3 separate regions of the Homo sapiens genome follow, and regions 1 and 3 are each linked to region 2. Evidence: chromatin contacts called from ENCODE Hi-C or POLR2A ChIA-PET data. All regions are on one chromosome and are shown on one strand. Each heading gives the region's core, a stretch centred on a gene start or an enhancer-like site at or near the end of the contact. The rest is flanking DNA. Distances are from core to core; before and after follow the strand shown. Region 1 has its middle 170 kb from the start of PHLDA1-AS1. Region 2 has its middle 76 kb from the start of PHLDA1-AS1. Region 3 has its middle 140 kb from the start of PHLDA1-AS1.

Region 1 (3,880 bases), core at 901-3,400, 90 kb before region 2:
ATTTTTGTACCTTTAGCAGAGACGGGGTTTCACCATATTGGCCAGGCTGGTGTCAAACTCCTGACCTTGTGATTCACCCACCTCGGCCTCCCAAAGTGCTGGGATTACAGCGTGAGCCACCGTGCCCGGCCAAGAAGTCTTTTTAAAAATATATTCCCAGTTATTTCCCCCAGACCTATTACAACACAATTTCGCAGGATGGGTCTGGTTATCTCTATTTTTTAAAGCTCCTTGGGTGTTCCTGATATACAAATAGACTTGAGAACTTCTGACTTTGTAGACACTCTCAGTATTCGAGGCCTTGTACCAAAAATTAGTGAGAGCTTTTTAGCCAGCTACCTGCTTAGGGTACTAGGACAGTAGTGTTGGTTTGTTCTATTTGATTCAGGTACTTCTCAACAGTAAGAGAAAACTTTTTTTTAACACAGGACCTGATGAGAAAAATGAGACAATATATAAGGAAATACAACCTCCTATGATAAATGAATTGAATCCATATACCTTACTTATTGTAAGCAAAAATACGTATGGTAAAATATAAATAATCACAGGTTTAAATGTCCTCCTCTCTAGAACATTGGTAAAGCCCTTAACCAGGACCACTTGGGAGAGAAACTCTGTCCTTATCTGAGTCCAAATCTGCATCTTATTTTATAGTTTTCATCCATGAAGGTCTTTTTTGGCTGTTTCCTGTTGTCAGTGCTAATATGCTCATTGTAAAGAACTTTGAGTTTTTATGTCTACAATTACTCAAAGTCCAATGCCTAATACACAGGTTTTCTTCCATTTAAGTCATCAACTATATTTCTAGTATTGTTCCAGTCTCTGCTCGTAATTGCTTTTGTACGAGCCTGTATAACCAAAGAAACTTCTAAAGATACAGTCCTCTTATATGACCACTTTCAAATGGAACTGTTCCGCTCAAAGCTTCAGATCTTTCCTCAGGTGAGGCAGAGAGAGAAATCACTTCTAAATTGAGCATTTAGCCTTCATTACTATATTCCCTATATCACAATGTACTGTAAATGGTTCACTTATCTTGCATTTATCCCAAGGTACTATAAATTTATGTTTAATTATTTGATTGTTTATCTCTACCATGAGTTATAATAAGTCTAGGAGGACAGGGAGCATCTGTATTGTCTATTGCTGAATCACCTATACCTAACTTGATGCCTGGCTCACATAAATGTTTCATAAATATTTGTTGAATTGAAGAATGGACGGATGGATAATTGTTCCCTGCTTTTCCACAGAATATTTCCTACAAAGTTACTATCCACCCTTGAGGCCCCAGAGAACAGACAGGGTAGCACATTCATTTGTGTGTGTCCTCAGTACTGAGACCAAGGGCTGACACAGAGTAGTTGTATAATGAATGTTTGATGAATGACTGAATAACCTAAGGCAGAGTTCACTAAGCCATATGATTCATTGCCTTGTTGTTCAATACCTTCCACAAAAGAGTTGCCTAAGCTTGTATATAATCTGAATCAAATCAGAGGATTCAGCAGAAATTCTCTGAACTTGAATAGTCTGGCTTGTGAAACAGCTGAATATCTAAACATTCCCAAGTTCCCAAATTGTATGTAGACTAAATAATTTGCAACCAGGAATTGTCCTTGTTAGGGAGATTAGTGCTGAGAATATCCCAATTTGTACACTACTAAGTCCAAGAAACAAATTACATGTCTATTTGCCAGAGCCATGGTTTCTGTATGGCATCATCTCAGATGAGTCAGGACCAAAGAGGTCATCAGTATCAGAAATGCAGTGACTGATTTCCTGCACCGTTGAAGGCTGAGAAATAGGATTTGGGAATTGAGCTTTATAGTCCAAATATTCCTTCCATCACCTTACCCCCCCATAAATGCATGCACTCAATTGAAGTCAGATTACTCAGGCTGACTATAAAAGGCAAGATTTTCCTGTTTCCATTTTCAAATATAAAATAGCCACCTATAGGAAATAAAACATGATTCACAGTTAGGTAAATACTCTATTGTTAGTGAGTCAATAAACATGAATCAGTCGTATACTTATAAAGACAACCTGAAAGAATTTGAGGCATAGGATAACAAAATAAAAATTAGAGCTAACATCTGTTGAACATTTTGCTGTTCACCAAACATTGCACTAACAATATGGAATATATGACAGTTAATTTTAGGTATCCACTAGACTGGGTTGGGAATACCCAGGTAGCGAGCAAAACATTATTCCCGGGTGTGTCTGTGACGGTGCTTCTGGAAGAGATAAGCATTTGAATCAGTAGACTTAGTAATCAGCAGACTTCCATCCAGGCTCTGCACCGACTAGATGATGATCACCCACATCCTCTGGATAAAAAGCCAGAGGGAGAGTCAATTCATTCTCTTCTGGGTTGGGGATAGCCATCTTGTCCTGCCCTCAGACGTCGGAACTCCAGGTTCTCAGGCCTTCAGCCTTGGACTGAGAGTTGCACCGTTGGCTCCCCTGTTCCCAGGCCTTTGGACTCAGACAGAATTACACTACCAGCTTCTCTGGTTCTCCAGCTTGCAGACAGCATATCAGGATTTCTCAGCCTCTATAATCACATGATCCAATTCCCTTAATAAATTCCCTCTTATATCTATATATATCCTATTGGTTCTCTTTCTCTGGAGATCTCTGACTAATACAGAATATATCTTTTAAATCTCCATACTAACCCAAGAGGTAAAGTCTATTATTATCACCATTTTATAAATAAGAAAACTGACATCCATAGAAGTCAAATAATTTTCCCCAGATGACACATTATATAAAAGAGGGGCCAGGATTTAATCCCAGAAAGATAAAAAGGTAAAAATCTAAGCCAATCATTTAACATCTGAGTCAAGAAGCAGAGAAAAATCAGTGAACACCTTTAAAAGTTCTTTTGGGGTTAAGGGAGTCTGGCATACAAGTAGGATTTCCACTTCTATGCAGTTCAGACAGGAAAGGAGATGGTCCCAAAGTGGTAGGTGTGGCTGGGAATACAACCAATTTGAATCAAAAGGAGGAAAGAAAATCAGTTCCAGATCCAGAATACTATGTGTCTCTCCCAAGGCCTATTCCCCTCCCACAAAAAAATTGTCCAATTTTTAAAATTTTCTCTTAAGGGTCACATCTATAAAACAAATCACTGGAGGCTCAGAATAGGTACTTTTTACAAATATTATTAGCTCCTGAATATAGGTATCTTACTTACTACTCTTAATACATTTTGAAACCATGAGAATCACTAAATAAAGGCAGATCTTTTACCCATGATTCACCTACTAATCCAAAGCATCCAGCTAAATAGAATTCCCATTATTTCCAATAACACTGCTCTGCTCAGAAAGCAAGAGGCCTAATCATAATCTACTCTCCGGTAGCCTCCAACAGGTGAAATGTGTTCAACAGTCCCCAGCCTTCAGGAGGGCAATTCAGTGTGCACGTAGATACAGCCAATAGCATCTGTTATCTGTTCCATCAAGCTTGCCCAAGGGGTGGTGTTCAGGAACTCAAACCACGTTTTTCCCCTGCTCTCACGTCGACAGCATAACAATCAACACAGAAGACTTCTGTGACCCCAAAACATGTGAAGATTTCTCCCCACTAGCAAACAAGGAATCCATTCTGCAGCAGACAACAGCTCGGTGTCCTCCAATTCGATTCCGGCTTTATCTGCTTGCAGACAGCGTCAGATCCCACAAGTAGAGGGCTCAATCATGAAAACTGGCCCCTGCTTCAGCCACCAGCCACAAGCCCAGGCCCTCAGAAATTTGACTGACCAGCTTTAAGTTGGGGTTTCCATGACCCACCTCTTTGGGCTCAATTAATTTCATGGGATGGCTCACAGAATTCAGGGAAACATGTTTACTGGTTTACTATA
Region 2 (4,346 bases), core at 26-2,525:
CTGGGATTACAGGCATGAGTCACCACGTCCGGCCCCCTCTTTTTTCTTTATTTCCAAGTTTGCAATTTTTTAAAAAAACCTCTGAAGCTGTGCTTAAATAAAAATTAGATTCTAGTACTACACATCAGAAGAGCTATTATTGAAAAGCCATTCCTAAATTTTGGGTTGTTCTCACCCCTGATTTGAAACAACGATTCCCCATCTCACAAGCCACCAAGTTTGCCTCCCTTTTGTCTCTCCCTATTCTAGTAAAGCCCTGAAAGTTTACTGCGAAAGCCATCTGGTTCTGTCCTCTGCACACGAGCACAGATTACACAAATTGCTTTCCCACTTTTAGAAGAAATATCACAATCTGCCACACTAACGTCAAACAAATTCCACCTGAGAGAAAAATGCTTCTTTTAAGCAAACATGAGTCTTCACTCTCTTGTCCTGGCCATGCACTAATGACCAATCAGCTACCTTTCTTAGTAATCACCTTCATTTTATTGGAAAGCCAATACTACTCTCCAAGCAAAATAATCACTGTACCTTTAACTTCCTCCTAGGTTTAGTTTTCCAATTCTAAATTCTCTTTGGGGACCCTTTTAAATTTGTCTTAATCTGATAGATGAAAATGCTCTCCTAAAACTCCTAGGACAAGCACTCCCACAAATACTGAAATAGATTACATTTCCTTTGCCTGTTTATACCTCCTGTCAGAGTAAAACATGCAAAACTCAGAAAAGAATGTAAATGAAAAACAATAGCAAAAAAATAAATAAATAAAAAGCAAGTAATTGCTTTGGGCTGGGAATTTGCTGTTTGTTGAATGTGCTGGATTTTTTGGTGGGTGGTAGTGCCCCTGATCTGCTACAGGAGTCCATGGCACCAAGCTGGGAAGCACCGGCCTCTGCCTACAGCACACGCACTCCAGACTTCCTCATAAATGAGGCCCATGAAGACCAAAATGAAGGGAAAAGCCTAGCATGTAAATATCTCATTAGCCTGGGCCTGGGCTGGTTGCCCAGCACTGATTGGGTTCCCAGTGACTTCTTTTAGGATTGGGGCCAGGACTTATTTTTATGTTCGATCTTGAAGCAATTTATTCAGTTCCCACAAACCTCCTGGTATTGTGAAAACTTCAGAGTCCACAGTGGCAGTCTCTGAGAAGGGTGTTTGAGTAGACTAGCCAGGAGAGAGAAAGACAAAATGCCACAAAGACACATAATGAAGTAGAGAGCCGTACCCCTATTGGTGAGAACAGTCCAAGTTTTGATCTGCCAGTCAATCTCCAGAGCTAAATTCCCACACCAGCTTGAGTAATCAGCTGTCACACCCTCCAAGGGAAAACCTCCCATGTAGGAGGTCATGAGGGAAAAGAGGCAATGGACAGGGAAATTTCATGTACCGATCACTAACACATTCCCAACCCTGCACAAGGTGCTTTAGCTAAATTATTCTTCAAATTAACCCCATGAAGAAGGACAAGAAATAAGAACCTATAGCCACCGTGTCATCAACCCCCATGCTCACCTTTAATTCAATGAACAAACTCAGGCCATGTATAAAACTTGGGAAGCCAACTTCAGTGCCAGAATTAATTATGTAACTTGAATAAAACCAGATTTAATGATTCCTTTTCACTTGACTCCCATCACAGGCTCATTAGTAAGGACAGAAATTTACCCCAAAGTGAATCACACGTAAGAAGGGCTACTCAGCATTCTTGGAGGATGAATGGTAAATGTCCTCCCAGTTGCCTAGAGACGCTGAATATACAGACAGCTATGGCTCATGGAGGGATTTTTTTTTTTTTTCTCCCTCTGACCTCTAGCCAGACTTGGGCTGAATATCAAAGGCCAAGTTCTTGGTCACATTCATATCTCCCTGGGCCTCTAGAAAAAGGTTGAGTGGGTTAGCTGAGGTGCAATAGTCAGCACTTTTCAGCAGGCAGGAACCATCCGTGCTGAAGGAAAGATAGCACACAGGGTGCCCAAAGTCATAGGTTTCTTGAAAGTCACAGGATTTTTGAAGAAGACAGGAACTATGTTTTTTAACATATGCTACTAAAACTCCAACCTGTGATCCTAAGAAGCTGAGGATATGGAAAAAATCTGATGGTACTAAAGCTTTCCATTCCCAAAGGAAGCAATGACCTTTGACATTTATTCATTCAGTTATTTCTCCAACAGGTAGTTATTGAGAGGTTACTATAGACTAGAGACCATTCTAGGACATGGGCAGCAGTGAACAAGACAACAGTGACAAAAAGATTCTTTCGTTTTTCTAGTTAAAGTAATAAGTGCTTGGTGACAAAAACTATAAAATGGAGGTAAACTGGAAAGAGTAACCACCTGAATCCTCCCAACCAGGAAAAAAACAAAAACAAAAACAAAAAAACAACTGTTAACTTCATGGGGTGTACACTCTCCTTTTCAATCTATTTCTTTTTTTTTCCTCTTTTTTCTTTTTTAGAGATAGGATCTTGCTCTGTCACTCAGGCTGGAATACAGCGGCATAATGATAGCTCACTGCAGCCTCAAACTCATGGGCTCAAATGATTCTCCTGCCTCAGCCTCCTAAGTAGTGGGGACTACAGGTTCTCACCACCACACCTGGCTGCTTTTAATTCTTTGTAAAGGCGGGTCTCACTATATTGCCCAGACTGGTCTTAAACTCCCAGCCTCAAATGATCCTCAGGCCCTGGCCTTCCAAAGCACTGGGATTACAAGTGTGAGCCATATTTGCAGTCCAGTTAAAGACTAATTTCCTAATTCCAATAGTAAGACTAGTAAGACTTTTTTCTTTTTAACAAGTGAGTTAGACCCAATAGAAATGAAGAAAACAAAAAGGAAATTCAATGGATCCCCAAGCCCTCCTCACTCACCCCCTGGGCTGCTGGCCAGGAGAGAGCAAGTGCTGCAGCCCCCACAGCTCCCAGTTGACTGCAGGAATGCAGGGGGCAGCATCATGATAGCCTCAAATACCTACAGGCCCTGGTTCATAGCCTTGGGTTCACCTGCCCAGGCAGGGGAGAGAAAATTCCATCAGTGAGTATAACAACACACCGTCCTGCAGGCTTGACCCTTTTATCAGGTTACAGGCAGGGAGGCCAAAGCTTAACTCGGTGTGGTTACAGATCTTACGGAAAACAGCAGGCAAGTGTGGACTACTTGGCATCTATATAAATAACATGCAATTTCTTCCACACTATATATTACTTAAAGCTAATCGCATTATTATTCAAGTTAGCACTTCTGCCTAAATTCAATCTATTGCACTTAGGCACAGTTGCAAAACGTAAGGTCCTAGTTTTTAATTTAAGAGAAGTCTGGTACCCAAAGCTTTGCTTGTAGAGACCAAGCCCTACACAAAAGGAAATTATCTTAAACCATACCAGAGCATCATTTTAAATTCTTCTGTCAGTACACCGAAGTTTATTTTATCAATTGTCTTTTTTTCTTAAATTATCATCCAATTTTTTTTTTTTTAAACTATAACAGTCCTGCAGTGAACATCCTGGTAGCTAAATGTTTGTGAAACAGCTTTATTATGGCCTTAGGATAAATTATTTGAAGTAGAATTGTCAATTCAAATGGCATATACATTTTTACGGCTTTTGAAATCAAATTGCCAGATTGCTCCCTCAGAAAACTTATCCCAGTCTTTATCCCTGCTAGTCTTTTATGGAAGTGTTTATTTCCCTGTAACTTTCTCTACATTGGATATTACCATAAAACAAAATTGTTAATTTGATAGACGAAAAAAATAATTTCATGGTTTTCCTTTGTATTCCTTTATTAGTAATGAAGTGAAAGATATTTTTATATGCTTACTATTTACAGTTGTCCCTCAGTATCCATGGGGTATTGGTTCCAGGACCTCTTGCAGGTACCAAAATCTGCAAATACTCAGGTCTGCAATATAAAATGATACAGTATTTTCATATAACCTATGCACATTTCCCTGTATACTTTTTTTTATTTTTTATTTTTTGAGACGGAGTCTCGCTCTGTCGCCCGGGCTGCAGTGCGGTGGCGCCGTCTCGGCTCCCTGCAACCCTTACCTCCCAGGTTCAAGCGATTCTCCTGCCTCAGCCTCCTGAGTAGCCGGGATTACAGGCACCCACCATCACACCCGGCTAATTTTTATATTTTTAGTAGAAACAGGGTTTTGTCATATTGCCCGGGCTGGTCTTGAACTCCTGGCCTCAGGTGATCTGCCCGCCTTGGCCTCCCAAAGTGCTGGGATTACAGGCATGAGCCACCGCACCTAGTCTCTTCTGTAAAGTTTTTTTTTTTTGATGGAGTCTCCCTCTGTCACCAGGGCTGGAGTGCGGTGGCGCGATCTCAGCTCACTGCAAC
Region 3 (4,434 bases), core at 212-2,711, 64 kb before region 2:
AATTTGGACACAGACATGTACAGAAGGAAGATCATATAGGGACACACAGAGAAGACAGCCATCTACAAGCCAAAGAGAAAGGCCTCAGAAGAAACCAATCCTACTGACACTTTGATCTCAAACTTCTAGCCTCCAGGACCGTGAGAAAACAGATGCCTTGTTTAAGCCATCCAGTTTGTGGTACTTTGTTATTACAGCCCTAGAAAACAAACATAAGAAGAGACACCTCTCTCTTGGTTGTGACCTTCGAGGAGAAAATGACATTGCTGCCCTCCATATTCATTGCTGCTAGAAGGAGGAGTAAGGTGGAAAGCATGCCTCATTCCAGCACACACACAATATCAGTGGCTCACACAGTGTTCCACTATCACCACCCACATGCCCAGTCCCACTGATACAAGTGGACAGATTTAGGACTTTCACAAGAAGAAAAGCACATTTCTCAGTAAATTAAACTAGATCATCAATGTTTCACCCTTATTTTTTTCTTTATACTCAAAGAAATATTAACAGCCTAATAAATCTCAGGTAGGTAGCTAAATACCTAAAAATTTTCCAGAGAAAGAGTAAGACCAAATTTACTCTTGATGTCTTGCCCCTAATCTTAGCACCAGTGACTATTGTACTAGATGTTTCCTCAAAGTTTTTATTCCAGGGGTCCAGCTCAGTATACCCAAGGGAAAGCAGACTTGGGTATACTCTTTTCAGAGAAGTCTAACAGTTGAGCCTGGAACCAAGGCTAGAATTCCTAAGAAGAAAGGCTTACTCATCAGATTTTCACAAAACAGCTCAATGCTTTTCATTTTTCCATTTATTTTTCATTTTCATTTTCATTTTTCCATTCATTCACTTTTTCAGGAAATATTTATTGTGCATCTAGTGTGTGCAAGGTTCTGTAGTAAGGGCCAGAGGTATAAATGATGATAAAGCATCAACATAACAAAAAACCATAAGAATTGTCCCCCCAGAAAGCTAGAGCATGAGGATTTCTAAGAAAAGGGAAGAGTGAGAAATCACAGAAATCAAAAATTTAGGATTATGAGAGAAAAAACATTCCAAAGATCAGCTGCCCTATTTTTTCCAGGACATTTTATCAGTTCAGGAAATCAAAATAAAAATATCACATCATTTGAACAGATATTCAGATGTGATGGGCAAACTATAGTCGTGTGACAGCTCACAAAGAGAGATAAATATTTTCCTCTGCCTCCTTCCCTCTCTGACAAATATGCTGATCGGCTCCTTTGCAACTCCCCCAAATACATACTATTTACATTCATTGAAGACAGCCAAATCGTTTTACAAGTGTATTTCAGTGTTTTGAATCTTCTAACATCAGGCAATCCCTGTTACTTTCTTTGAAACAAGTTTCCACTATGCAGAGAGAATAAATAAACACACTCTGTGCTGTTAGCAGGTTCACTCTGTTGTCTGGGTTGCGGGGAATGGAGGTGGTGGCAGTGGCAGCACTGATGGCGATGGCCGGGCTCAACCCGAAGGGAACAGTGCTGCTTTTTCTTGCAGCCCTGGGAGAGAATCGCAGAGTGCTGCAGGAAGAGGGAAGATCCTGAACCCACTCAAGAGAGCGCCTCAAGGGCAATGGTGTTCTCTCTTCAGGCACGTGATCGGGAACAAAGGAATCTTTATTCATCTCTTTCTGCTGTACTGGTTTGCTTTATATTCCTTATAAGCAGCTGAAAAAGACCATGAGCAGCCCTTTCAATCAGCTGAGGAAGAGAGGAAAGGTTTCAGAAGAGAGAAGCTGTCAATTCTGAGAATGGTTTATTCACATTATAGAATAATCTTTCAAGAAAAGAACTCTACAGGACTGATCTTTTAATTATAGAGGGATAAATACATCTGTGAAATCTACCAATTTCACTTTGGATTAAATACTCTTACTAAAAGCCAGATATTCAGTAAACAAAGATCTCAATTTGGAAATGGCTTTTCTCCCTAATACGTGTCTTCTAGCTAACGTCCTACCCCATTCCACCCCCAAATTCTAGTTGCTATTTGAGAAACAAAAATACATAACCTATTAGAGATGGAGTTTGAGGGTCTTAGATATGTTTCATTTGCTACCAAGCAAGCTCTGGATTCTCAAAAATGTTGATCAATTATCTGTGAATAATTTTAAGATCACAGTGTCTTATAGGGAATATTTTTTGATTTATCAAAGAATCTCAACATATTTAATCCTATGCACAAATCACATCCCAGCTGTGGTTGAGAAATACAAGCAAGAATCACAGTTAGAGTCTTTGGTGTACCTTCACGGTGCCAAAGACAGGGTGGGCAAAGATACACACTCCATAAATATTTATTTACAGAAATGACATTGTTCATAATTCCAGAAATTCCACCAAAATTTTAAATTGCAATTTCTTCTAGTTCTTTTTGGATGTAAAACAAGCATAGAAACAGTGCCTGGCTCCTAGCTGGTTGTGTCTTTCCTGGCTCATTTTTTATGTAGTGCCTCTGACTAAAACAGCCCAGAAGCAATTCTCTTGTCCACAAACAAGGGAGCCAACAGCTTTCTGTGGCCCTTTTCCATCTCCCAGTATTCTGGATGAGTCAACCCTCTTCCTTGGGGGTTTCTGGAGACTTTTGCAAGTGCCCATTTCAGAAAATCCCATTTCCACTTGAAGTATTTATCCCAGAAAAAGAAAAGATTAAAGAAAAAGAAAACCCTGAGTTTTCTCAAAAACTATTTATTTGCCATTGATGTTCCCGCTTACGTTTTGTGGAAATCCTTCTCTAACTTGATATTTACACAATATTGTAACATCTCCTTTTTGTGTTATTTCTTAACTTTGAAATAAATGGAGATTCTTTAATAGATGACATTTAGACAGATGTCATTCCAACAGTAGGCTGATTCTTCCTATTACTTAGAAATTGTTTAAATTCTGAGGCATTCTCATTTATGTCTATTGGCATCAGTTAACCTGTGGTTCCAAAAGCTAGTGCCAAGTTTTGGTTCTTCCTGTTTGCAAAATCAACCTTTCCCCATGTCAGCTGTTCCTAGGGTGGAGGCGGTCACAGAGTTCCCAGCAACACTTCTTGTCAATGTACCCTGTGGCGAACATCTCTTCTGTTCCCTAGATCTCATCCCTAGATCATTGTCCATTCTTCTCAGATGCTTCCCTCAGCATTCAGGGCCCAGGCTCCAGGAATCAACATTGCTTCAAAATAATCTCATAACTAGCTTCTAGACCAGTTTTCAGCCAGTCTCTTTTTAAATCTTCTTCACAAAAATTTTGAGGCTAACCCATCCGATTTTAATCTAAGTAAGGAGAGGACAAAGATTATTTACTTGACCAAATTTTGGGCAAGCTCCTGAAACTTCTCCTAGGCTCATCTGTGTACTTTCTTATAAAGTCCAGTTTTAACAAAGAATCCTGCTGAGTCAGTTTAGCAAGCACTTCCACCCTTGATATCCGAGCACCCTCTGTATCTGGCTGGGTTCCTCCTCCTCCACCATCCCCCAGGTGATGTCTGCTTACCCTGGCCTGTCTTCAGTAAGAATCCTGTTAGGTCAGTTTAGCCAGAATCCTCCCTTGCCCCTGAAGTTTCCTCTTAGTAATTTTTTTTATCTAATGACCCCCACCGTGCTTCTTCCATATAAATTCCCACTTGCCCATGCCGTATTCTGAGTTGAGCCCAATCTCTCTCCCCCACTGCAGAATCTGATTGCAGTGATCTCTATACCTATTAAGATGGTCCTGAATAAAGTCTCCCTTCCTGTGTTTTAACAAGTATCATTGACTAGTTTTTTTCTTTAACAGAAAGGAAGAGATGGTATCAAGACATTTTCTCTTTATTATGGGTAGGTATGATATCACCTGTGGTAACTTTCATTTGTTCTGTACTTCCATAAAGCTAAGGAGCTTGGCTGAATAGGCTCAGCAGCCAGCTCTGGGCCCACACAGTCCTCTGTTCATAGAGGGGAAAGTGTCAGCTCACAGTTCTTCACTCATTCTCTCCATTCTACTTTGTCATTCCTCTGCTGTTACACTGACCTGCTGCCAGGTAAATGAAACTGACTTTTTTATTTTTATTTTTTGAGACAGAGTCTCACTCTGTCACCCAGGCTGGAGTGCAAGTGGCATGATCATAGCTCACTGCAGCCTAGTACTCCTGGGCTCAAGTGATCCTCCCACCTAGCCTTCCAAAAACCTCCACAGGTGCACACCACTACATTCGGCTTTTTTTGTTTTGTTTTGTTTTGTACACAGGGGGTTTCCCTTGTTGCCCAGGCTAGTCTCCAACTCCAACTCCTGGGCTCAAGCAATCCTCCTACCTTAGCCTCCCAAAGTGCTGGGATTACAGGCGTGAGCCACCACATCCAGCCATAAACTCTGACCTCTTGGGCAGATGGAATTTCCCTCAAACATAGTAGATTCCCCTGGCATAGGGTAGAGGGGGGAT

The links. A loop is a pair of places that touch in the nucleus more often than their neighbours do. ChIA-PET counts read pairs that join two places held with the same protein, here RNA polymerase II (POLR2A). Pooled maps may share reads with other maps.
Region 1: a loop to region 2 is called in a map of MCF 10A, with 2.9 times the contacts of the local background. The contact joins two enhancer-like sites. A Hi-C loop is called at or near these places in 3 of 168 maps with a recorded cell type or tissue (MCF 10A, PC-3 and mammary epithelial cell) and 2 of 50 pooled maps. POLR2A ChIA-PET finds 5 or more read pairs at or near these places in 5 of 52 experiments (A549, Panc1, activated T-cell and 1 more).
Region 3: a loop to region 2 is called in a map of PC-9, with 2.2 times the contacts of the local background. The contact joins two enhancer-like sites. A Hi-C loop is called at or near these places in 3 of 168 maps with a recorded cell type or tissue (Caco-2, PC-9 and transverse colon). POLR2A ChIA-PET finds 5 or more read pairs at or near these places in 3 of 52 experiments (A673, IMR-90 and PC-3).

What each region holds. Positions count from the first base shown.
Region 1 is chr12:75,861,386-75,865,265 of GRCh38, forward strand. No RefSeq gene overlaps it. Among named protein-coding and RNA genes, the nearest start is that of PHLDA1-AS1, 170 kb to the right of the region's middle. RefSeq lists a silencer at 1,624-1,918. Within about 2 kb of position 2,151, at least 6 of the 41 ENCODE cell types and tissues checked have a DNase peak (open chromatin) inside an H3K27ac peak, as active enhancers do; they include PC-3 and mammary epithelial cell, where a contact is called at or near this core.
Region 2 is chr12:75,952,473-75,956,818 of GRCh38, forward strand. No RefSeq gene overlaps it. Among named protein-coding and RNA genes, the nearest start is that of PHLDA1-AS1, 76 kb to the right of the region's middle. Within about 2 kb of position 1,276, at least 6 of the 41 ENCODE cell types and tissues checked have a DNase peak (open chromatin) inside an H3K27ac peak, as active enhancers do; they include PC-3 and mammary epithelial cell, where a contact is called at or near this core.
Region 3 is chr12:75,887,835-75,892,268 of GRCh38, forward strand. No RefSeq gene overlaps it. Among named protein-coding and RNA genes, the nearest start is that of PHLDA1-AS1, 140 kb to the right of the region's middle. RefSeq lists a silencer at 175-469. Within about 2 kb of position 1,462, at least 4 of the 41 ENCODE cell types and tissues checked have a DNase peak (open chromatin) inside an H3K27ac peak, as active enhancers do.